Regions from separate parts of the Homo sapiens genome. Here regions 1, 2, 4 and 5 are each linked to region 3. A link is a loop called in an ENCODE intact Hi-C map of the cell type or tissue named here. Cell type or tissue: A673. All regions are shown on one strand.

What was found. Hi-C counts contacts between places; a loop is a spot of excess contacts. Peaks named below come from ENCODE experiments on the same cell type or tissue, not always from the same donor. Only the 100,000 strongest peaks of a DNase experiment are listed, where the experiment ranks them.
Region 1: a loop joins it to region 3, with 5 times the contacts of the local background. A loop is called at or near these places in 4 of 110 quality-filtered maps.
Region 2: it touches region 3 in a loop (7-fold over the local background); 2 of 110 quality-filtered maps call a loop at or near these places.
Region 4: a loop joins it to region 3, with 5 times the contacts of the local background. A loop is called at or near these places in 20 of 110 quality-filtered maps.
Region 5: it touches region 3 in a loop (2.4-fold over the local background); 5 of 110 quality-filtered maps call a loop at or near these places.

The regions. Positions count from the first base shown.
Region 1 is chr6:97,437,774-97,442,773 of GRCh38, reverse strand. The region is part of intron 1 of LOC101927314 (a long non-coding RNA gene); the gene reads right to left. Among named protein-coding and RNA genes, the nearest start is that of MMS22L, 160 kb to the right of the region's middle. In A673, a CTCF peak has its summit at 2,006 (motif pointing left); a DNase peak (open chromatin) is centred at 1,983; H3K4me3 peaks cover 1,271 bases; H3K27ac peaks cover 2,613 bases.
Region 2 is chr6:97,651,654-97,656,653 of GRCh38, reverse strand. All of the region lies in intron 3 of LOC101927314 (a long non-coding RNA gene), which reads right to left. Among named protein-coding and RNA genes, the nearest start is that of MIR2113, 370 kb to the left of the region's middle. In A673, no CTCF peak of the experiment used is centred here; a DNase peak (open chromatin) is centred at 2,953; H3K27ac peaks cover 4,365 bases.
Region 3 is chr6:97,499,441-97,504,440 of GRCh38, reverse strand. The region is part of intron 1 of LOC101927314 (a long non-coding RNA gene); the gene reads right to left. Among named protein-coding and RNA genes, the nearest start is that of MMS22L, 220 kb to the right of the region's middle. In A673, a CTCF peak has its summit at 2,367 (motif pointing left); a DNase peak (open chromatin) is centred at 2,380; H3K4me3 peaks cover 1,215 bases; H3K27ac peaks cover 1,968 bases.
Region 4 is chr6:98,038,438-98,043,437 of GRCh38, reverse strand. No RefSeq gene overlaps it. Among named protein-coding and RNA genes, the nearest start is that of MIR2113, 16 kb to the right of the region's middle. RefSeq lists enhancers at 2,666-3,463, 3,464-4,261. In A673, a CTCF peak has its summit at 3,030; a DNase peak (open chromatin) is centred at 3,067.
Region 5 is chr6:97,184,398-97,189,397 of GRCh38, reverse strand. It overlaps MMS22L (MMS22 like, DNA repair protein), which reads left to right. Exons shown (of 25, transcript NM_001350599.2): 15 at 2,708-2,901. Among named protein-coding and RNA genes, the nearest start is that of MMS22L, 96 kb to the left of the region's middle. In A673, a CTCF peak has its summit at 2,797; a DNase peak (open chromatin) is centred at 2,787; H3K27ac peaks cover 909 bases.

The DNA.
Region 1 (5,000 bases), 62 kb after region 3:
TAGAAGTTTGCTTTTCTTTTATTGCTGGTTTTAATTTTTTCAACTTTTACTTTAGATTCAGGGAGCACTTATGCAAGTTTGTTACCTGGTTTTATTTCATAATGCTGAGTTGTTGTTTTAAATTGCATCTAAGAAAGAAGTAAATGAACCTATATATAAGTCACGTTAGAATTTATAACAAGTAAAATCAGCACCATGTACTTTAGAATCTGAGGGACAAGAAAAAGGGTTCATGTTATCTTTCAGGTTAAAAGATGCACTTGGATGGTCCAAGGGACTTGAGGTCCTATTTTTTCCCAGTTTTCTCACCTTTCACATTTCTTACTTTTATCCTAATGTCCTACTATCATATTTTCTGGATCTCATTCACATACTTTTTATAGATCATTATTCCTGAAAACAAATGAGAATTTGTTTTCAAATTCCAACCAGCCTATAGAATTGAGTGAAGTAGTCCAAGTCTAAATACAACTGATGACTGGACTTTCAGCCATATACATTTCTTAATTATTTTAAAGTAAGTTATAGATAAAGTATTAATGAAGTATTCAAAAAACTTTTATAAAATCTATTTATAAATCTAAAATTATTATACTTTAAATATAGATATGTTTTTTCCTCTTTCAGTTATAGTGTATTTTAAATATTCATTTCAGAAATACATGAATGCCAAAATTAAAATAACCTAGTTAAAATTATCACTAAAATATATACGTATATATATATATATTATATATATATATAATATATATATTCAGCTATATAACCTGAGTATGTGAGTATTTCTTTTAGGAAGCCTTTAGCCTCCAGGCATTCCTTTTAAACTCTTTCTAAGGTATGTCCATAATTATGTTCCCACAATGTGTTACAAGAAAAATATAAATTTCAATGATCTAAAATGATCATGACATCAAGTTTGAAAAATTTTTTACTACTTATGTTGTTAGTCATTAAAAAAATTATAGGCAGTTTAATTTCCAATGATTAACGAAACCACTTATACAATTTTTTTCACATTTTGGTATCAAAAACCTTTATTAAAACACTATTTTGAAAATGTATTTTCTCAGTGGCTTGTACATCCTATCTCAGAATGATTTTCTTTCATTTCCTAGAACTCTGTTTTTGCAAAGAAGATGTAAAGCTTCGTCTCAAAATTAATTATTTTAATTAAAAATAAAGTATTAGTTTTAAAGATATCTGTGACATAAACCATTGAGAATCCTTAATATACACAGGCCATATTAATATTCCTAATGTATACTGTATCATATTCTTCCTATGTATATTAGATCCTTATGGTAAATAGGAAAAGGACAGATTTGATTTAAAACAAAATAAACCATCCTTGCTTTTTTCTTAAAAGGCAAACTATTTCTTTTTAACTAGAAAGTGTTTTATAATTATCCACTTGTTCACCATCCTTAATATAAGAAAGGAAAGTGTGTATATTTATTTTACTAGTTGATAAGTTAAAACATGTCGAAAGAGTACAAATTGTGGTGTTTTCATTAGAAAATATAAATAAAAATATTAAACTCCAAAATATTTTTATTATAAATTGTTTTTAAATGTCTGCTTTCTCTATGAATTTAAAATGATTGGCTTGAGCACAATATTAAGTAAAAAATAAAACAGTTTTCCTGCCTGAAAGACTCCTGAATAAAGAGAAAATTATTTTTGGATTTCCCTCTTGATCAGATATGAAATATTCTGAAACGCCACCACTATAATTTGATAAAAAGCTTGATATCTCCAAATGAAAATAGGACTCAGCACTTTCATTTTTCTGTCTCTAAAGGAACCTGGGTAAACTGATTTTTTTTTTAAATGAAAATCTCAGGCATAAAGGTGGCAGTAATGAAGCAAGCTTAAATATGTGCTGACCTTTGAAATGAACTGCAATCCGCGTTGTTTGGCCAAGGATCTGACTGTGTTACTGTCTCCATCTATTTCTAGCATGAAAGATGTGGGGGTTGGAGCTGCTCTGCTCTCTGGTGGATGTTGACAGCATGGCTGCAAACGCAGCAGCACCGAAAGAGACAGCTACATACCAGGGATCGAAAAATTAACCACACAGCTGTCAGAGACAGAACTACAGCGCAGATATTTTCTAAAAACCTTGATGGCAAGACAAATGATAAATATGTTTCAGTTTTCTAAATGCAGTATATTTTGTGTTAAGAGGAACATTGCTGTTAGGAAGAGGAGGTAAATTGACAATATATAAAATTATCAAGTGATTTGATAAATCATTAAAAGTTTCAGCTAGTTTTCTTAGGGAGTGCACACATAGAAAAGTATACAGCCTCAAGAATCACACTTTTTGAATTAAATACATAGTGAGATTTTAAATAATTGTCAACGTTCCTGGAGTAACATTTTCTCATTATGATTTATTATTATTATTATTATTATTTTGCTTAGGATAAACAGTTCATAGATAATTAGTTTATGCAATATTGAAGGACGTGTCTCTTTTAAATAATTCCTAGGGATTCTCAGAAGCTTCAAAATACAGCCTAGCACCATCTCCTTTAGTTGTGGACCATCTAAAGGTCTGTACCTCAGTTTTATCAGCTATTAGTGGACTGCCTCTACAAATCTCACTCTTTAAAAAATGAAAAATGCATAAAAAACATGCTGAAGAACACTAAAGCTACCACAGTTTGCGATATCGCAATTAAGTGAAGTCTATATCTTTGGTATAATCTATAAGCACTTATAAGTGAAAATGGATTTCCTCATAGAAAAATTTAATACACATCTCCTTGTTCTAGTTTACCATAAACGTAGTCATCAACTCAACAGCCACTGACTAAAATCTCACATTGTGTTCAGCAACGAGGCATATTAAGTGGCAGAAGATATGGTCCTTGCAGTCAATGATTTGCAGGCTTTGAAGAGTGGTATGTATGTAAAAAAATGTTAAATGACATAAGTCAATAGTCAGTCAAGCACTCAATTGAGCATGTGGTATAGTTGCATCTGATATGAGAGAATCAAATGCTGATATTGGAATGATCCTGAATTGCCATTTCTCACTGGTGTTTTACTTTCATTTGGATCACCTATTCCAGTCTCTTAACAACAACAATAACAAAATACAGAACTTGAAAATAATATTTTCTTGTGGCAGGAATATAAAACTCAAGAATGTTGAAAGGAATGCTTCATAAAATTAGCTATACTAAAGGAAACATTATATATATGTGTGTATATATAGACATACATATATATTCCAAATCCCTGATCTAGCAATTTTTAACCTCAATAAAAAGGACTATTTCTATTCAGTAGTAACCAGAGATTTTGATTGAGTTATGCCTCCTAGAGGAAAAAATTATGAGAAACCTGGATATAAAACATTGATTTCTTTATGGTCCAGAAAAAATGTATTTAAGGGAATTTTAAGGTACATATGAGTTAAAAACTATTTATAATATTTCCTCTCTCATTCAGCAAATTTTGGATTTCCAATGTATATTCCAGAAGTCACATTCTCTAAATGAGTAAATAATACAGGCGCGACTTTTTTAAAAAGTGCCTTGTTGTACCTAAGTGCACTGCAGGACATCTGGCACATTTCATTCTGAAATGATGTTTATCCACAGAAATGCCATCAGTGGAAGATGTATTGAAAAGCTGAAGGTCTATTAAGGGAGTATGGGACAGCTGCATACATTCTGTAATCTGTATAAGGCCATGGAAATGACACAGCAATACCCCATCTGTGGCTTTGGTTTACAGAGCTTTGAATAAAAATTCAAGATCAAACTTCACTTGTTACAGAAAAGAAGAATGCTAAAAGAAAGCTGGTATTAATGGGCTCAAATATAAAGGTCTGTTACTGTTACCTTTCTCCTTAATATAAAATATTTTATGGAATTTCTACACCTTCAATAAATACTAATATTATATATTCACCCCTTAATGTTATTTGAAAAACTGCTTGTGGAGAACTACAGTTTGCACTTTTATAATTTAGGCCATTTGTGAATAGGCTTAAAACTTGCAGAAGTGCTAGGACGGAGTAGGGCAGATGTTCAAACTTCCCTATTTGGGCCTGCCAAGTCCTTCATTCTGGACCTACAATACCCCAGCCAATTCAAAACTCAATGTCTCTTAATAGAGATTACTAATCAAGCTGATTTATGTGGTAGTTTAGGAGGTGGGGTCATTCTTTTTTTAGTGGTGTTGTTTCTAAAGAAAGTTTAATGCTCACAAAAGCCTCAGATTGACAGCTCCACAAAATGGAAATTCACAGAACAGAAGTATCACATGCTAGGGGGATACAGCCACCCCTTATGCTAACCTGCCAATTCACAATTTCAACCTGCAAGGATCTGCCACCGAATTCAAGAGATTAATTCAGTCCCTGTGCCCGTTCAATCCTTTGCCAATAAGGAGGCCAATTAGTTTCAACTACACTGGTTAGTTTACTTCTGCCTTTATTTTTTTCTAACGGGGGCATTTTCTCTCCATCATTTGGATGATTTTGACCCCCAATTCATTTCAGGTTACTATGAAATGGCTGTCAATCACTTGAAACCAAAGCCTAATGTGACCCAAGGCCTGAGGTGAAAAGTTCAGTCATTAGATATTGAAACCATCCAGCTCTCTACTGTGGTGAGTTTCATACAGCTCACAGGAAAACAACAATGAAATTCATAATATTAATAAGTTCAAACTCATATTGTAAATCTCTATTTAAAAATGACAGTCAACTAATTAACACGTTTAGCTGGCCTCAGTTAACTTCCAGTCTAAAAATGTCAATTGGAAGCTTTCATTAACTCATATATATATTTCTTTTGTGCATTCATAAAATAAATATATCTCAGAAAAGTTATATTTTTGTCAAGAATTAAAATATTCACCATATTGAATTATGACTTAAATTTCATTTTAGCCTTATATTCCTAGAAAATAAAGTCTCAGTAATGCTATAAAAGTGCAATGTTACCAAAAAAAGGTAAAGATACTTCTGAGATTTTTTT
Region 2 (5,000 bases), 150 kb before region 3:
ACCAAAATTCTTTTAAAACAAGCTAAAAGTCTTGTGTTACTATTAATACCTAAAAAATAATATTAGATCTCCAAACAAAAGCATTGCTTCTCTGTCCAATTTGATGTCTTTTTCATGCTGCCTCAGTGATGGCCAAATAATTGGTTGTTCACTTGTGTCCTTGTCTCCCCCGACAGTTCCACAGATGCCCTGAACAATGCTCCAAAGACTGCTTTCAGTAGGGGCAAATCCTCATTAATCATTCCTGGCTGACAGCACAAGGGGACACCTGCATCTGGTGCAGAAGCCCAGCCATAGTTCAGGGGAGTGTGGATCAAAAACCAACCCATGCAAGGTATGGGAGACTACTTTTAACAGGAATGTGAAAAACAACAACCACACACACAATCCAAGCAACAAAAACAAATCCTCTTTTGGCATTTCCATTTATTTAATATCTCAGACTGAAGCTGTGGTTCATGTTGCCACTAAAACACCATTCTACTCTAAGCAAGTATATCAGAGAACTAACCACACACAGAGTTATGATAAATGGCTACTAAATTCTTCATGCTCACATCAACCAATGTTAGCATTAAATACTGATAAACTGTCACATAATTTTCATTTAGAAATGATTTCAGTTTCAGCTTCCTATCTTATGGTGCTCGTAAATATTTCCCCTACTATATTTCACAAGTAGAATGTATGAAATATACACATTTTTAGCAAGAGCTCTTGGTCCTATGTGATTGCTTTCTTTTATTGAAATAATAAATATTTCTATTTTTAAAGGGTTAAAAAGAATCCAGGCAATACACCCAGGAAATTATGTATATCATTATGTACTATTGCAGCTGTTTTAACTTGCTTTTTGAATAAAATGAAGCATTTTTGTACTTTTACAGAAGAGTTTTCTCTCACTTGTCATTATTTTTCTAATTGTATCCCTTAGAGAAAAGACCATAAATAATGAACCCCAATTCATATCTCATAGTTTTGTCTTAAGTAAAACTAAATATGTTTGTAGAGTACCAGAAAATAAAAGACTAGTAGTTAAAATACCTAGGAGACTTAGGGAATACAATACATCAAGGAATTACAACAATAAAAAAAGGAGGTGATAAGCAAACTAAGAGACCTGCAAATAAAAGTGATAAAAGACTACAAAGATTAATCAAGTTGATGTTTATGCTGCTCAGTTTGTAAAAACAAATACAGACTTTTCTGTATGTTGGAGATTAATTATAACTATTATACATATAAAATTTAAAAGTTAAACATCAATTGATATACTACAATTTATAGTAAGTCCATATTGGAGATCTTTGGTTTGAAAATGTAATTAAGTTTCGAAGTTCTAGTTTTAAAAAAAATACATAAGGGCAATGTTGTAAGTTGGATAGAAGCTAAAGGTCCCCAAAGTGAAAATTTAGTTTGGGTTTAGTTTGGATATTTAGAATAATTTAGATATAAATATTTAGGGATTTTAACAGACAAATAATCTTGGGAAAATTATACTTCTCAAGTCATTATAACATCCCTTAACTTCATTATTTACAAACATATTTAATTTAAAAGAATGTCTACAAAGCTGAAGATGGAAGAATGGACATGAAGATAAAGAGATAACAGCTTAATAATCAGCAGAGTATTCAGTGGTAGTAAATACTATTTACTACTATTGAAAGGCTATGCAAGAGACACTTCCAGTATCCCAGAGAAGTTCAAACTGCCATTCTCTTCAACTTTGCTAGGGCCTGTCCCATTGCAAGGACACAGCCACCATGTAGTGGAGCTCTTTGCCTAAGGTACGCTTCCGTCCTTTATGGATGCCGTTGGTAACACCAAGAACTCCAAACCTGTACTGCACCTAGCTAATTAAGTGTAGTGGCCCCATATTCTGCTTAGAGACCTTTCTGGGTTTTGTACTTTTTTCTTCCATTATAAACAAGAATTATGGCATGTACACTCTTCATTAGGAGCTATGGAAACATAGCCAAAAGTGCCCTCAAGCATATTTTAGTTAAAGCTTGGGAAGAAGACACTAACCCCTTCTTATACAGAAAACATAATTGTAAGGAGGAAAACAGAGGCAGAAATAAGAAAGGGGGGAGAGAAGAAGGGAGGGAGCAAAAAAAGAGGATAGTTGTAAAATTCTTTGCATAACCAATCTCTGGGTACTCTGATTACGGTCAAAGACATTTTTTTTTCCACAGATGACTTCAACTTTTCCCAATACTAAGATATGAAGAATAAGTAACTAGCAACTAATTTTAATTAAACATTAATTCCATGGAAGGCACTTTTTTCTGAGACCGAGTCTTGCTCTATCACCCAGGCTGGAGTGCAGTGGCGCGATGTTGGCTCACTGCAGTGGCACAATCTTGGTTCACTGTAGCCTCCACCCCCCGGATTCAAGCAATCCTCCTGCCTCAGCCTCCTGAGTAGCTGGAACCACAGGCACGGGCTGCCACACCCAGCTAATTTTTGTATTTTTAGTAGAGAAGGGGTTTCATCATATTGGCCAGGTGTTGATCTCCTGACCCTGTGATCCGCCCACCTCAGCCTCCCAAAGTGCTGGGATAATAGGCATGAGCCACCGCTTTTGTGTGGCTATCCTATTAAATCCTTACAACATTCTTTTAAAATACATATCATTATCTCAATTTTGCAAATGAGGAAATTGAGAATCAAGAAGGTTAAATAATATGCCCAAGTCACAAAGCCAAAGTAAAGCCAGGTTTCAAATTAGATCTGCCTTTCTCAGAAGCACATATTCTTTCCACAAAACCATACTATGTCAACAATTTATTTCCACATCTCTGGATTGAGTCTAAAAGCCTCCCATCTGTCCACTGAGGCAAATCCTCAAATTTGTGGCACATGAGCTAATTTTCATTTGGTTTTCATGTGCTCATGACTCCATCCCTCCCATACTCAACTAGCACCTTCCCATTCATTCTTTGTGTCTCAGCTTAGTGTCACCTCACTAGGATATTTTCTCCTCATAATTGCCCCTAAAGTATCCTTCAACAACTTTTGCATTATAGTATTTTTCACAATGTATTGCAATTGCCTGTTTACTTATCTTTACTGTTCTCTAATCTCTATTCCCAGGTACTGGAGAGTATTTTATCCAGCATAGCTAACAACTATTTCTGGAAGGAAGGAAGGAAGGAAGGAAGGAAGGAAGGAAGGAAGGAAGGGAGGAAGGGAGGGAGGGAGGGAGGGAGGGAGGGAGGGAGGGAGGGAGGGAGGGAGGGAGGGGAGGGGAGGGGAGGGGAGGAAGGAAGGAGTAGAAGAAGGGAGGGGTGACTTGTAAAAAGACTATTACAAATATGTTAGCATGTGAAAAAATTGGAACAAAATAATTGTACTACCTCAAGAAAAGATCAAGATTTGACTTCACATTTCAATTTGAATTTGAGATGTTTATTTTCTTTTGTTCTAAAATGCCCAAGGAAAATAGTAGGGGCATGTCACCTTGGATTATCAATATGTAAAGAAGTACTAAAATTTAGATTTAAATAGTCATTCAAAAATAAGCTGCATTTATGAACCAGCTGAGACATTTGTAGTTACCATTGTAACTGGTAATGTTGCTTTCTTGGAAATTTATATTTTTTATATTTAGTGATAAATATTTTACAGACTCTAGTATCATCGTCTTTTAAACCTTATTCCAGTTAATTAAATAAACCTGAAGCAGAGCTTTTCTAATTCATTTTTCAAACACAATAGAAGACCCATTAAAACATTGTTATTTATTACACATTTTCATATATATCATTAAGTTATTATTTCTAAAACAACAAAAAAGTAACAGTAAAGTTTATTTTATTTAGATGAGTGGAAACCAAACATCATAGTCCTCACTCTCAAAAATAACATCAACTACAATGCATTGTAAAATGGGATACAAATGGTGAATATACAATAAGAGATTTCACATTTTATGTTGAGCATTAAGATTTTTGCGTTGAAATGCTTCTTTTTTTAATAATAACTTGAGTTCTAATAAGCTTAAATGACAATTTATTCCCTTTTATTTTATGTATCAGGAAAAAACAAAGCCTGAAAAGGTTACGTGACTTACTCTAGCTCATGTAAGTAAAATTAAAATCTATGCTTCCAACTCCAAGCTTAGTGGTAATTCCAGAGAACATGCTGGATGGAACGTTACATGATATATTTTAGGGGTAGGCCCACAGTGGTCTATGGGCCAAACCTGGCCAGTTGCTTGTTCTTGGTAAATATTTATTGGAACAGAGCCACTCCTATCTGTTTATGCATTGTCTATGGCTGATTTTGTGCTATAACAGCAGAGCGAATAGTTACTCCAGAGACTATGCCCACAAAGCTGAAAACATTTACTATCTTCGCTTATAGAAAAACTGAGCTCTGAATATTCAATAGGAATATGTTGCAACAAAGGTTTATAGTGGAATTAAGCCAGCCCCATCAATACATTATAACTTAAAAAATTAGGCATTATAACTACGTCATTGATGAAATAAAAGGCATTTTAGAAAATTAAGAATGAACTATGTGCTGACTCCATGTTAAATTATCACAACATGACTCACAACATCACTCTTGTTATGTTTTTTTTTTTAATTGAGGTTTAAAGTGGCTATATAACTTGTTCTTGGTTATTCAACCAGTCGATAGCAAAGATAGAATCTGACCTAGAATCTGATTCCAGAAAAAATCAAATAGCATACAAATAAGTGACCAAGATAAACATTAAGTATCACTCATCTAGAAAAAATAATAATTCAAGAAACCAAAAAAATTTATTTCTGTGTGTGTGCGTGTATATATATATATATATATATATATACGCACATACGCACACACACACACACTCACATTTTATATATATATATATAATTCATAATATTAAAGTGAGTTAAGGGGATATTTCCATCCTTCACACTAAAAAAGACTGCCTCAGCATGTACCAATCATAGAAAGAGAAAGAGTTGCACAAAATTTAAAAGTATAATTATCAAAAA
Region 3 (5,000 bases):
TTAGGTTAGACTACGAGACCTAAGCTGAGTCTTCTCCTTCTCATCACTTGCAGGATTTTTCATCACACACATAACTAATTTGTCGATGTCAGTTTCAGTAAAAAATTGTAAGTTTGATGAGGGCAGGAGGCTATGGCTCTTGCTCACTACTATTCTACTGTTCCATTTCCTGCCTGTTGCAGAATACAGAGGACACATTAAATAGATGACTACTGAATGAATAAACTTTAGACTTGCTTTCACTGACTTTTGCTTTCTCAAGATGCTACAACTAGTTTTTATTATACTTACACGTGTGTTTACCATAGGCTATAGTTAAGAAACATATTTCCTGGGATTACACAGTGTTCTATTACAACCCAGGAGATAAATTTCCTATAAGCCTGAATACCCTGAAATAGTTGCATATCTCCTGAGAAATCTATTTATTCTCTTGATGTTGACTCTGTGTATCTTGGAATTGTTTCCATCTTTGTATTGGCTGCTAGAGAGCTAAAACCTAAATCTGCAGCCCAAGTCTCACAGGCACATAGGGGTTCACAATAGGCATTTGGTTCCACAGTTACTCTTTTCTCCACCCTTCCCTCCTTCTCTGGCTTTCCTTTGGCTTTCATTTCCCTCACTTAGTTTTAAATCTATTTTATGTATCTTTGTAAGTCACCTTAATTTCTTTTTGAAACAAGGTAGGACACAAATAAATTGATTTTTTCCCTTCATGATAGAAGTTATTAACTTTGCTGAAGAGGAGAGTGGGCCAAGGAAGACAAAATATAGACTTCAGCAATGTATGGCTGATTTTAAGAGACCTTGGGGATACCTTGTGAAGAGAAGATACTATTTCTAACCCACATTGTATGGTTTTAGTTTTATGTAGAGCACAAGGCAATTGTACAATGTCAACCCTTTTTATTATGTTATATCATTATGTTAATGCTACAAAATATCTAAAAATTAAAAAAGAAACAAAGGAATGTAACTGGACCTGAAGAAGCTTCACTTTTACTTATGGTCAGAACATTAGAAATAAAGAAAATTGATGAAACTGTAAAAATATATGAAAACCATTGGTACCAAGCAGACAGAATAAACTCTCACTCTTGAATTATGTTTTGAGATACAGCACCCTCCCCTCCATCCTCCTCTCCTTCTCAGAGAAAATTATCAATTTTTCATGAGAGGTAGATTCTCAAGAGACAGAGAAATAGACCAATGCTAGATAAGAGCAAATAATCATAATTTTTAAAGAACTAATACTTCAGTTGAATAGTTTATGCAGAAATGCAGTTGCATTTTATCATAATCTCACAAAATCATGATAATTGTCAATCTGAATATAGGATATTTATCTGTTTGTTATTACTAACCCTACAACTACATATCAGGTGCATTTAACTGAAAGGAAGAAACAATGACAAAGGAAAGCATGCACATGTGTGTGCATGCACGCAGACACACACACACACACACTCTCTCTCTCTCTGTCATCTGCCCCAAATAACAAAAGCATCTCTGCCACAAGAATTGTGCCCATCTCTGCTCCAAGTACAGATAGAGAACTACCGCCAGTCTATTTTAGCACACCCATTTAAATTCTGTACATCTTTATAAATGCAGTTATCATTACCATTGTTGCCTTATCACTCTCCATGATTGCTCTCTTTCAGTCAAGTACAAAGACAGCCTGACTATAAATGTTTTGTCATAAAACTGCTATTCAAACAATAAAAAAGGGTTATAATAGTACTAAAAATAATTTACCCCCAAGGCTGCTGTATAGACTGGCAGTGTGCAGATTGAGGGGCACAAAATACCTCCAGCCACATTCTCACTACCCTCTAGACGCTTCTGCATCTGTACCTATATCTGCATGGTTTCAAAGACATTTCAGACATTATCACATGGCCAGAATATCTAGGACCTTTTCAGTATATGATTTTTAAACATGAAAATCATTTTTAGCAAAATTATCATTATTGTACTTAAGAAATAAGAGATAAATTAGATAGAGCATTTGTATCTTTCAAATAGAAAGCTACTTTTAAATTCTTTAGTTTGGGAGCAGCTGGGTAAAAATGCATTGTGTGTGTATATATATAATAAAATATATTTTATACAACATATTACATATCTACATCATAGATACATGTATATATATCACACACAAATATACATATAACACATACTCATGTCATATATAGAAACATACATATATTACATATACATACATACATCATATATAACATATATATTACATACATATATATATTACACATATACACATACACCCACATATAAAATCTTTACTTTGAAAATGCTTTTGATGGCATCAGGACCGGCTGTGCACTGCCACCCAGGGGCTGTCTACAACATTTTAATACTGCTATCTTGCCAAGAGGCATTCAAAGTCATTACCGAATGCATCCTGGACAGTCCTTCATTGTAGTTGTTAGCATTCCCATTGCATTTTCCTGTAGTTTTGGTGTCATTTCCCATATCATGAATGCACATTTCAAAGAAAGGCAGAGAAAAGAAGAGAAAAAAGAATGCCAAACAAGCAAAAGACCACCTAGAAGGAAACAAATTATACTGACAAGGCTGACGAAAAGGAGTAAGAAAAGGGGAAAGACAGGAAGGAGGAGGTTTATCAGGGCTTCATGCCCACTGCTCTGGGTAAATATCCCTCCTTGTAACAATAAAGAAATAAAGTACAAAGAAAGGATAAAGCAGAAGATTACAGACCTGGTCGGTGTTTGATAAATGGCACTCTACTTCACTTTGCTTATTGTGTACTTCATACCTCACTCCTGAATATGGAAGAGAATTTTATTAAAGATTTAGCCACGGTGGTGGTGGTGACTGGCTCACAGTAATTTTCCTACAAAGTAGTTTAATCTATCACAGGGCAGACAGTGCACCTTCTTACCATGTATCATATCTGTCTATTGAGTAAGTGCTATCCAAATCCAATTTCTTTTCATTTTTGGAACCTGTGATGCATATTCAAGATACACTTTCGTTTTGTCTTTGCCCTAAATTGGGCGCTGTATGAGATGGGAGGAAAAAAGTACTAATAAAAAGGAAATATGCACTCTATAGTTTCCATATCATTCTGGTCATTTTTTGTATTTTATAAAAATAAATTGCATAAGTTTAATGGCATATGATATTGACATGTAGAGTCCCCAAAACCTTTTATATTTATGAATATGAATATGAAGCATTGCATCACTGATTATAAAATGAACTTAGAAAATCATTATAGTCAAGTTCCAGTTTTAATCTTTGTGAAGTTGTTCCATTCAATAATGAGGTGACTCGTCCAATAATATGGAAACTGTTTCAACCAAAATCATTCAGCAGTTCATTATGTGGTAAAATGTAAATCCAGAAATGTCATAAGCAAGGTACCTTCAGAGTGCTCCGTTACGGAATCACAGAAATTAGAAAAGCCCTGTGAGGTCACTCACTTCATCTGTTCCTGGTATCAGGGTGCTCTCAGCAAAATATTTTCAAATATAGAGTCTATTCTCCCATTATGAGATTCTATTATTTCTCCTTTCATTGCATTACTTTTTTCACTATGATGAATTGTTTTCTAACCTGACAATCATTGCCTTTAAACGTTATTGGACTTTTTGTAACAAATAAATAATTCTGCCCTTACCTACTTGTAACTAATCCCTCTTATTACTGCTATATCCTTCTTACAGACACTCTTTAAAACAGACCTCAAACATTTTTTAAAAAAACAGAAGGCTAACTAACATATATTTTGGCCAGTAAAAGGTACATGAGAATCACTAACTAGTATTGTCTGAAAGTTCCCTAGAGGATCCAGAGATCTTAGACAGTCACTTCCTATCTACTAACAATGTAAAAAGTATACCTATCTGTTCAATTTCCAAGCTTTTTTCACTCTCAACAACTTGTTAATCAGTACACTTGGTTTAGCCCCAAATACAAACATAAAATTTTGGAAAAATTTAAAGTAGCTCTTATTAGGAAGAGTTTTAGCACCACCCTCTTACCCCCGCAACCTCATCCAAGTCCTATACTTTAAATATGAGAAAATAATTAAATCCTAGAAAGTAATTTATGTGGTAAAACAACTGATTAATTTACAATTAGAAAGCATAGATTTTTAAGTCTAAAAAGAGTCTCAGATTCTGTGACCTCTGGTAAACCATTAGCTTTCCAAGACCCAATTACTTGCCTATAAAATAGAAATAACAATATGAACAATATGAACTCAAACATGAGTTAACATGGGAATGAAATAAAGTATTTTAAAATGCTCTTAGCACAATGCCAGGCACACAGTGAGTGCTCGAAAAATGATGCCAATTAGTACAAAATGAAGCCTAGAAACCAGCATTTAATAGGATTTCCTTAGGCACATTTATTCATGCCACTTTTTGTCTCTCCTCGCCTATATATTATGAATCAGTGGAAAGGCAAAATTAAGCTTGTGTTTAAAACTACATAAAAGAAATTTACTTATCAAGACATCCAAAATGTATTGCAACTAAAGATCTTTAAAAAGGTATGAATATATAAAATAGTGCCCGTTAGATATCGCAGAGTAAAAATTTAGCCCAGGTTCAGGGTAATGAGGAGATTACATATCAGCATTGCAAAGAACCAGATTTTTTTATCAGTTTCATAAAATATATTGACAATAAAATGTTTGCATGTTGCAAACTGTTGCAAAAGTGCAAAATCTTGCACTTCTGAACATAATACTATAATTTTTGTTACTTTTTAAAAAGAAAATGCATTTTTCATAACTTAAAAATAATACATGTAGTGAAGAAAATTTTCCAGAGCACAAAATGTGAAGAAAAAAAGTCATTCAAAATCCTACTACCCAGAAAAAAAATTGCTTTTAACATTTTGATGAAAATATTTAAATCTTTTTAATGTATATTTTATTGTTATTTAATATGAAATTGGGTTTATCGTATGTGTGTGTTGTTAGGGAGAAAGATTATATGCCCTTT
Region 4 (5,000 bases), 540 kb before region 3:
CCAAATAATTATTATATCATATGGTTATGGCAACACTTCACAATTAATAACGAAGGCATGTTTAAAAGTATTTAATTAGCAGGGAGCTGAGAGGTGAAGGGGGCTACTAGTAGAGAAATAATTAGGGTGAAAATCCTTTAATACAAAGAGTAATTATAGGTAGGAGCAAAAATGTAACATATGTGCTAAATTATAAGACTACTACAAGCAATGTGAATTGCATTAAGGTTCAAACCATATCAGTTAAAATCAGCTCCTGTTCTGTGACAATGGTCCCCTTGGTAAGGCACTAGCTTGTCCATACTTGTGTTACTTAACATTACTTTGGGCTGCTACCTCAGAAATGCCAAGATGTCAGGGTAAGGTACAGATAATTCTATCATAACTGGAGTTCTTCTGGGAATAAATCTCAAAAATGTACATTTAAAAAATCCTTTAATTCATTCCATTGAGAACAAAGACAATATTAGGAAATGCTATAGTTAAATAAATACTTAGTTTATTTTTGGAAGTATACATGTATGCATACGCATAAGTATACATATATACATACATTCATAAAGACTGGCAATGCTTTCAAAATAACTGCATAATACTATATGCCTAGAGTATAAAATCTCAAATTGGGATAGTGATTAGAAGCAGGGTTTTATAGTTCCTCAACATGTTTAAAATAACTTCATGAAATTCTAATAAAAATTTAAAGAAAAGATCATCTTGAGTTAACAGACTATATTAGCATTATCTTGGGTTAATGGCAGATAAGTCTCCTAAGACCACTTCTTCTAATTTTCTAACATTCTGGTACCACTGGGTACATGATGATCAATATTTCAGTCAACCCCCTCAGGCTCCTGGCTTTTATCAGACCATGGCACTAAGACACCTTACAGTGTTTACCAATGAAATCATAAAACGTTAGGTTAACAGTGAAAATGTCTTTCCTCTACTTAACACTTTAGTAACATGAGAATTAGTTATTTATTCAGTTCCAAAAGAGAATCTGAGAGTTGCCTCTTCCCCACCATATCCTATAAGTAAATTCTGAGTGCAGTTGGAGAGTGTCTACATAAATGATTCTTGTCATTACTCTGGTCTGTGGGTCTCGCTGTCCCTCAGCATACTATATTTTGTACAAGCCTATATTAGAGAAGTATGATACTGAAGATCCACCATCCACCACATCTGTCAGCATAGGGACAGAGTTTATCTGATAAACAAGTCATTTTTAGAAACTGCAGATGCTCCCACTGTGAAGTATTAAATGTGGCCCCGCTTAGATACATAGAATGGGGTTCCGGTTGACTGAACGCAGGCTGATAAGCTCTGAACAGCTCAGAATGCTGTTTGCCCACATACTAATGTTAAACAAAAGAACCGCAGACTGCAGAGAAAGGATGCGGGTCAGACCAGTAAATTGCTTAAACCCTTAGGCAGCCTTCTGAAAAGAAAAGGCATGAAAGAAGCTGATATGAGCTTTTATGCAGAATTGTTCTGTTTATTATCCCTGTTAAGGAAATGATGGCAAGTGCCTTGTTAAACTATATATTCCCAATAAGACAAGAGGACTGACTCTAAACAAGATGCAATATGCCACTGGTCATCACTTGATAAACCATACATATCTTCTATATTATTTCTATATTTAGAATGTAATGCGAAAGACAATAATTTAAGCTGTACTCATGAAAACCATAAAGGCTGTTAAATGTGTCTTAGTATTACACTACCTGATTTGTCACTGAGTATTCCAAGCTAATAACAATCCGTCATGGAAGAAATCTATTTTGTATAAAAATTTCACTACCTTCCATTAAAACTTTGTTAGTTTTCAAACGTGATGACTATATTTCAAATGAATTGCTGAGACAGCTTAATAATAAAATCAGAATGAAGTATATCATTGTGACAACATGTAAACTTACCCTGAATAGAGCAGGGATACAATTTTATTAGTAAAATTCTCCAGTGGATAACATGACAGTCAGTATTGAATCTCCCCTGTGTTAGGGGTTGGAGCTGGGGGAAGGGAGAAAAAGATTCTTGAGTTTGCTAGACTTTCAATACTTTCCCTCAGGTCTGACCCCCTCAAGAAACAGCATCTTTTCTGAAAGCAGATTTTTCTTCCACTCAGCCCAGTCTCCTCTCCCTCCCCTCCTGCAGAGACACTCCCATTCTGATTCATGTTTTGGGACAAAGGAAATGAGGAAAAATCCCAAGGCTTAAAGAAAACCTGATGAGAGAACCCTAACAGATAAGCAATGGATTTCATCCAAATCACAAAGCAAGAAAAGATTTGGCAATCAAAGGGCCACAAACATACAGAAGGAGAAAATAAAGCTATATGATGTAAAGACAGCATAAAGAAAAACATACACAGGCAATTGCACCAACAATAAAAAACTAAAAATTACCCCTTTGCTTAAAACTAGTATAACATGTCATTGAGTACTACTTTGACATTTTCCTGCGGCTTTTCTCAACAGGCAATAAATGAAAACAATCTTGAAACCATTCTGCTAAAGGCTCAGTGTAGGAGGCATGTCCATACTTTGTCATCAGATAATCTTACAATCAGGGTCAGACTTAAAGAGTTTACACCAATAGGCGCAACAGGTTTTTAATAGGAAATACTCAACTCTGCTTCTAAACGTTTAAAAAACAAACAAACTGACAACAAAATAAAAAATTAAAGATACACACACACTAATATGAGTCTTCTGTATTATTAATATAATCAAGTTTTAGAGAAAATAAAGTTTGATAGTTCTGCTCTTAAAGAACATAAGAAACTGAGTACTAAATTAGTAACAAAGAGAGCCCAACCAGCCAAGGGGAGCAGAAGGGAATTGATATGCCAATCCAGGCACATGGGACTGCTGATTGTGTGTACTCAGTCTGAATTAGTAGAGAGCTTAGCTAATCACAGACATCAAAGTGAAAGGCAAATGGACAGTAGTAAAAAACATTCCAGATTTAAAAATAAAACAAAACAAAAACAAAAGCAAGATTCTGACATGGTGACATTGCAACTCTAGTGAATGGTCCGAGGAGGGAGCTGTTGACACAAGTTCCTGGGTGGAGATAAAATGACACCATGCATCCACAGAAAAGAAGTAAAAGGGAAGAGAACTTAACTAAACAACATATTTGAAATGATTTGGCAGAAATAATGTTCATTTAAGCTACAAATCTCCACTCTCAGGGTATCACCTAACATAGATCCTTTCTACATGCTCCCTCTGGGTGTGGTCCAGAGCCAATGTGTCCAGAGCAGAGTCGACACATTCTTCAGATTACACAAATAAATTCACCCCAACAAAGAGGAAAGTGCTGAGAAAAGGCTAATAGGAAGTGAGTTAACCCCTGCAATGCTTGCCATATTGTTATGGTAAATATTTAGGATGGCCAACTCATTAGATAAATAGATTCCAAGGACGCTCTCATCCTCAGGGCTACTCTGAGACCCATGTGAAAGGACAAGGCATGCAGGAGATGTATCCTTTTGCATAATGCCTGATTCCAGAATGCATAATGGGCACATCACTCCAAGTACTTTCCATTGCACACATTTTCCTTTATAGAAGTTTTGCAAAGTAAGCCTTTTTTTCTTCTTTTTCCTCGGTGATACGCATTGACAGCCTTCAGATGACGAACGTAGATGGTTATATCTGCAGGCTGCAAATTCTATCTGCTCAAGATTTATTCCCAAAGACCCTCACCTACCTAATCTGAAAGGTCCTTGCAGGGCACAGGGCTCACCGCTGTGCCTAAAAGGTCAGCAGTGGCAGAAGGCAGGGCTGAGGTGGAGTGGGATCTTTGGAGCACTCTGTCCTCAGCAGCTTTCTGCCTTTTGCCTCAGCACTCCCTTGGGGAAGACCTACAGGAAGCATACACACACACACTCCCTGAGTATGAGAGCAGCACTGATAACATTTGTTCACAACAATGCAATACATCTTTTTTAAAAAATTAGACTTCCCCCTTTCTGCTTTCTTTCCTTTATACCCCTGGGTATGAGAGGGTGAAGAGTTAGCTCAAGGAGAAATATTACATAACTTGGTAAACTTTATTTTGGATGAATTAGTCTTAAAAAATAAAACTATTTTTTTTAACAACACATATACATTTTCTTTCAGAAAACCTACCACAGAGGCTATTATGTGAAATCAAGGAATCGTTCTGAAAGCACAAATATTGAAATGAGAAAGGGATTCTTTTATTTTTAAATTATGTGAAACTTGCACACATATCCAGCTACTATCAGAAAGCATTTCACTTACAGGCCATAAGAATATGTATACCTTTTGGAAGTGTAAAAGATTCTTCTGAATTAACATTCACTAAAAGTAAAGAATATAAAAAATAGCAATACTAAAAATATGTTTTGACTCCATATATGCTTGAAATGGCAATAAAAAGTACAAATAGACCAGAGAATTTATTTTCCATGAAATTTTGGTAAAAACTTATGAAATGGTGAGGAGTCGACTTGAGTCATTAAAGATTACCTTGACTTAAAATGCTCTGTTGTCTATAATATCCCACCTATCCTCATAACATACTTACAATGTGGAACATAATTTATTTTCTATATCAAAGTTTTTAAATACAGAAACTATGGTAAGAGAAGTCAGTGACCATTAATTAATGCTTTAATTAATTAATTAATTAAAGATTTTTTTTTTTGTTTGGTGCATGTTTCTTAAATAGCTTTTTCTTTTGGCAGGGTAACTTCAGGCCTTGGGGTAAGTTCCAAAGTTTACTTTTGATGTATTTCCTAAAATTGGTTCTCAAAAACACATTTCCTAAAGTTGACTCTCAAAAACATGATGCCTAAATGTTATTCATCATACAACACTGAAGATTTACATGTTGATCCATTAAATGGTTTTCATTCTCTAATAAAGAATTCTCCAAGGCTGGCTATCTTATGTCTGAATTGCCAGTGTGTTTATGAAGTGTGCTAATTGATCACTCTGCATGACCATGACTTATTG
Region 5 (5,000 bases), 320 kb after region 3:
AATAGAGATGGGGTTTCACTATGTTGCCCAGGCTGGTCTTGAAATCCTGAGCTCAGGCAATCCACCCACCTCAGCCTCCCAAAATGCTGGGATTAGAGGTATAAGCCACTGCACTCGGCTTTTTTTTTTTTTTTAAACCTAATGGATTCAGAACTTTGAGTCCTATCCCCACGTTAGCTCATACTTATACTCCCTGGTACCTCAACGTTTTGTTGTGGAGAGGTCAAAGGTGGTTCACATTTGTTGGCCTTTCTCATTATTGCCTTGAATACATGTTTTCTAGCATCTCTTCTTATAGTCTTTCCTAATGTTAGAATTCTGATGTTGCTCCTGGCCCTTCAAAAGACACAGCTACATGTGGCTTTTCCAGCCCCTTTTCTTAAGCTTTCTGAAATTCCTTTATTTTATTTATTATTATTATTATTTTTAAATTATTTTGAGAAAGTCTTGCTCTGTCACCCAAGTTGGAGTGCAGTGGCACAATCTCGGCTCACTGCAACCTCCACCTCCTGGGTTCAAGCAATTCTCCTACCTCAGCCTCCTGAGTTGCTGGGATTACAAGCGTGTACCATCATGCCCGGCTAATTTTTTTGTATTTTTATTAGGGAGGGGATTTCACCATGTTGGTCAGGTTGGTCTTGAACTGCTGGCCTCGAGTGATCCACCCACCCTGGCCTCCCAAAGTGCTGGGATGAAATTTCTTTAACCTAAGTAGAAAGAGAAGATAATTTATCAATGTTTAATTCACTTAAAACTTGTGTATGTGTAGGCGCATAAGGGTGCATGTCTTAGTGTGTAAAAAGAAAAGTGGGCTTCAGAGTCAGATTTAAGTTCAGATGATGGGGCCAGCCCTTTCTAGCCATGTGACCTTTGGGCATATTTAGCTTTCCTACTGTTAGCTTCGTCATCTATAAAGAGGATTAATGATACCTATCTCATAGAGTTGTTCCGATTTTAAAAGAATTTAATTAATTTAAGGAATTTCTAGCACATATATAGAGGTCGATCAGAAATGTTACTCCTTCCTAGGGAATAGGTTTTAGTTAGTAAATAAAATGGCTTTTTTAGATATGGTGAGCAAAATCCATCCTACTCAAGTACCATAAGTTATTTATTGTCTTTTGAAACCAATATACTTTGAAAAAGCTATAAAGGGCAGTAGAAATGGTGGTATTATTTTACATGGATTCCACTGTGTAGAAATGTACTGTGAACTTTGCTATGTTGATATAGGCAGTTGAGTTAGTTGCCAGATAGATTTTAGTGGTTTGTTATTTATCTCACTCTAAGATAAAGGAACTGAAATGGTTCTCTAGCCACTAGTTCAAGTTGAAAGCATCTCAAGAAGTTTTTACAGAGAGGACATAGCAGATATTTGGTTAGCTTTTATGAGAATTGTTTACTGTATACTCTTTCCCCAGCCATTTGTTCACTTGTTTTTTGAATATTTCCTGTAGTATTAAGTAATATCCCATAATTTTCCAGGAATTCCAATGTAAAGGGGCTCAAGGCCCTAATGTTATACAGTTTATACTTAGAATTTTTACTCACTCTTGGGTAGTTATGCGAAATATTCTAAGATGTGATCTTATAACCAGCTTGATCTTTTTGTGGGATTGCTTTAGATACACATGCTAGTTCTGTGTTTTGTATAGTTCTTTCATGTTATCCACTTCCCCTAAACTGTTTAAAAACATCAAACATCTTTTTTAAAGTACTTAATTATTTTTCTTAGTGGAATGCTATCTCTATTAAAGGAAGTCTTCTCCATAATTTCCATTGGTTATTTTTTGCTGCTTTCTGTATAATTGAAAAAAAAATGCAAATGTAAATGTATCCATGCATTTATGTCTACTCAGTTGATCTGGCAGTAATATAAACAGAAACAGGAATAATAGCATGGTTGTACATTTAGTTTTAAATAATCATATTATCAGTGGGTGCACAACATAAATGCCTTCTGTTCCACATCACTAAGAAGATCTCTTATTTCCCTCTCTTTGGTAACCTCAATTTCCTGCACGTTTCTATTAAGGTCTAGAGATATCTAAATTTTCGATTGAATTAATCAGCAAAGGTGAGTAAATGATTAATCAAAATTTGAGGCAGTATCGAATTATGTTTTATTATTTTATGAAGAGCAACTTGTTATTGTATATTATTGCCTACCAAGTGAGAATGATTATGAATCTTTTGGGACCAAAGTAGTAAGATTGTATCTAGCATAGTTTTGTCTACTACACAAGGCCTGTGTCTTCTAAACAAGGAAAGTATTTTAATTTAAAATACCACGCATAAGCCAGTTGTACTTACCTTCCTCTTGGTACATCCATGTCCTAAAGCCCTCAGGAGAAAATTGTTTTAAAAATTGTTTTCATGTCTAGATTTTAAGTAAAAATCACTTGTCATGTGTGAGTTGCAAAATGCAGACCTTCATTCTGAAGCTGCCTCTTTCTCATTTGGATCTGACATATTAAAAAGCATATAATTAATGGTTGACATTAGTAGTTAACATTAACTTTATGATGCTTAATATGCCATCATTCATCCATCAAACAACCAGAAATGCATAATGTCTTGGCATAAAGGTTTTAATTATATAAAATGTTTCTCATATGATATAAATGGAAAAAGCTCAAAATGTACTTTAAGAAGATTTTTGTAAGCATTTATTAAGGGTGTTAGCTGTATTTTTATTTCTTTTTAGGAGTATGCATCAACAATTGTGTCAGGAACTTCAAAGGGACAATGTGGACCTATTTGTACAGTCTTCATTATCGGCTAAAGAGCGCCACCTTGCTGCAGTTGCCAGTGCACTGTGGAGACATTTCTTTTCATTTTTGAAGAGTCAGAGAATGTCACAGGTAGTGCCTTTCTCACAACTTGCGGATGCAGCTGCAGGTCAGCATTAATTATTAATTTGCTAATTTCTCTTTTTGCAGACTCTTTGTCAGTATTTTCCTTTATTTTCTTAGTAACAAACTCTTGTATAGCAAACATTTTGTCAGCCAGAAAGATGAAACAAATTACATATTAATAAATTGGGATCCTTTGGCTTATTTATTGCTAAAAATTAAATGATTATTTACTAAAAATAAGATAATTTTCTATCCTGAAAATATTGAATATACATAAGCTTTTCTTATGCATGTAATATTTTGGAAGGTAAACTAGCATTTGATTACGTGTGATTCAAGTAGTTTATTTTCAAATTGTATGAGCAGATACATAGGTATAAGATGAAGTTAATTTGTGTAAAGAGCAAAAGAATATAAAATAAATACCACTTCAATCCCAAGAAGATGAGATCAGAATGACACTGAATATATAGGATGTTATTGTTCTGACTTCTACTAGATTCTACTTTAAGTTGTAATTTTTACTTAATTTGATTATTAACCTAAAGACATGTCCTTAGGCTTTAAGGGACTCTGGATCTCATGAAATTATAGGTAAGAATTTGAATATATGCGCATATATATCATTTCTAAGAAGAGGCCATTGTCTTCTCAAGGGGGTATTTTGCTCAAAATATGTTAAGAAGTATTGGAATAGACAGTGATTAGTATGGTAACTCCATGTACTTGAATGAAGTCCATTTAAAGGTATTTAATTTATTTTTAAATAATAGTTTTAAAAACCTAAGATTTAAACCAATATTTATCCTAGTGTATACGAGGAAAACTGAGCTTAAAGTGCTGTGTAAAAGACTAATGATTTAAATTTGAAAAGATTTTGAATTCTGATAACACTTCTATAATTAGGACTTTACGATGATAGATTAAAGAATTGTGACAGGACAACAATTTTCCAACTACTGTAATGTCTATGAAAATAAATATTGATATTCAGCCAGTTTAAGCAGTCATTAATAGATGATATAACTTGTGTACATGCATCATCCCAACTGCCAGTCAACAAAAATAATAATGCATCAGTTCAGTCAGTGCTGTCTTAGATGCTGAAGATAAATGGTATATAAATAGAAAGCAAAATATGTGTACTTTGGCTTTGATTTGAAATAAAGACTTGATAGTTTAGGAGAGAATGATTTTCTTCATTTAAAAAAAGTTACTGAATACCTAGTTTAATAGGCATTGGAGAGATACTAATGGAGAAGAAGGACAAAAATACTTGTTCTGATGGAGCTCATAATCTAGTGTTGGGGCATAGGAAGACCACTAAATGAGTAAATAGTGTAATGTGTGGTGATAAATGCTGTGGGAAAGAGTGGAATATAGGATAGGAATACAGAAGGCCAGAGGCAGTTGTGATTTTAAATAGAGTGGTCAGGAAGGCCCAAGTAAGTAATATTTGTGCAAAGAACTGAAGGAGATGAGAGACCATGCTTTGCAGAAGTCTGAAGGCAAGAACATGTCTGGTGTGTTTGAGAAACTATAGGGAAGCAGCAAAGGCTCATGTGGAATGAGAAAGGGAAAGAGAACTAAGAGATGGATCAAGAGGTAATGGAGAGCTAGTTTGTGTTCTGCCTTGTAAGTGGTTATAAAGACTTTTGGTTTTACTCTGAGATTGGAAGCTGTTGAAAAGTTTTGAGCAGAGGAGTGATAAGAGTCCTCTGGCTGCTAGGTTGAGGCTAGACTTATAGGAAGACTAGGCAAGGGGAAAAGCAGGAAGGCAGTTAGGGAACTATTGTAATAACCCAAAAATGAGCAGCTGTGGCTAGAGTGGTGGCAGTAGAGGTGGTGAGAAGTGGTCAGGTTTCCCATCTGAAGAAAGTATTTTCAAGGTAGAGATGACAGAATTTGCTAAGTGGGTAAGATACGGTAACCAAATAGATAAAGAGAGGAATTAAGGGTAACTATAGCCATTTGCTGAGATGAGGAAGATTGAGGCTAGAACAGATTTTATGAGGGAAGATTAACATTTTTGGTAATTTTTTTTAAGATGTTCATTAAATCCAAGTAGGCATGTTAAGTAGGCACTTAGATAATGATCCTAGAGTTCAGGAAGAGGTCCAAGCTAGAGATTTGAAGTTGGAA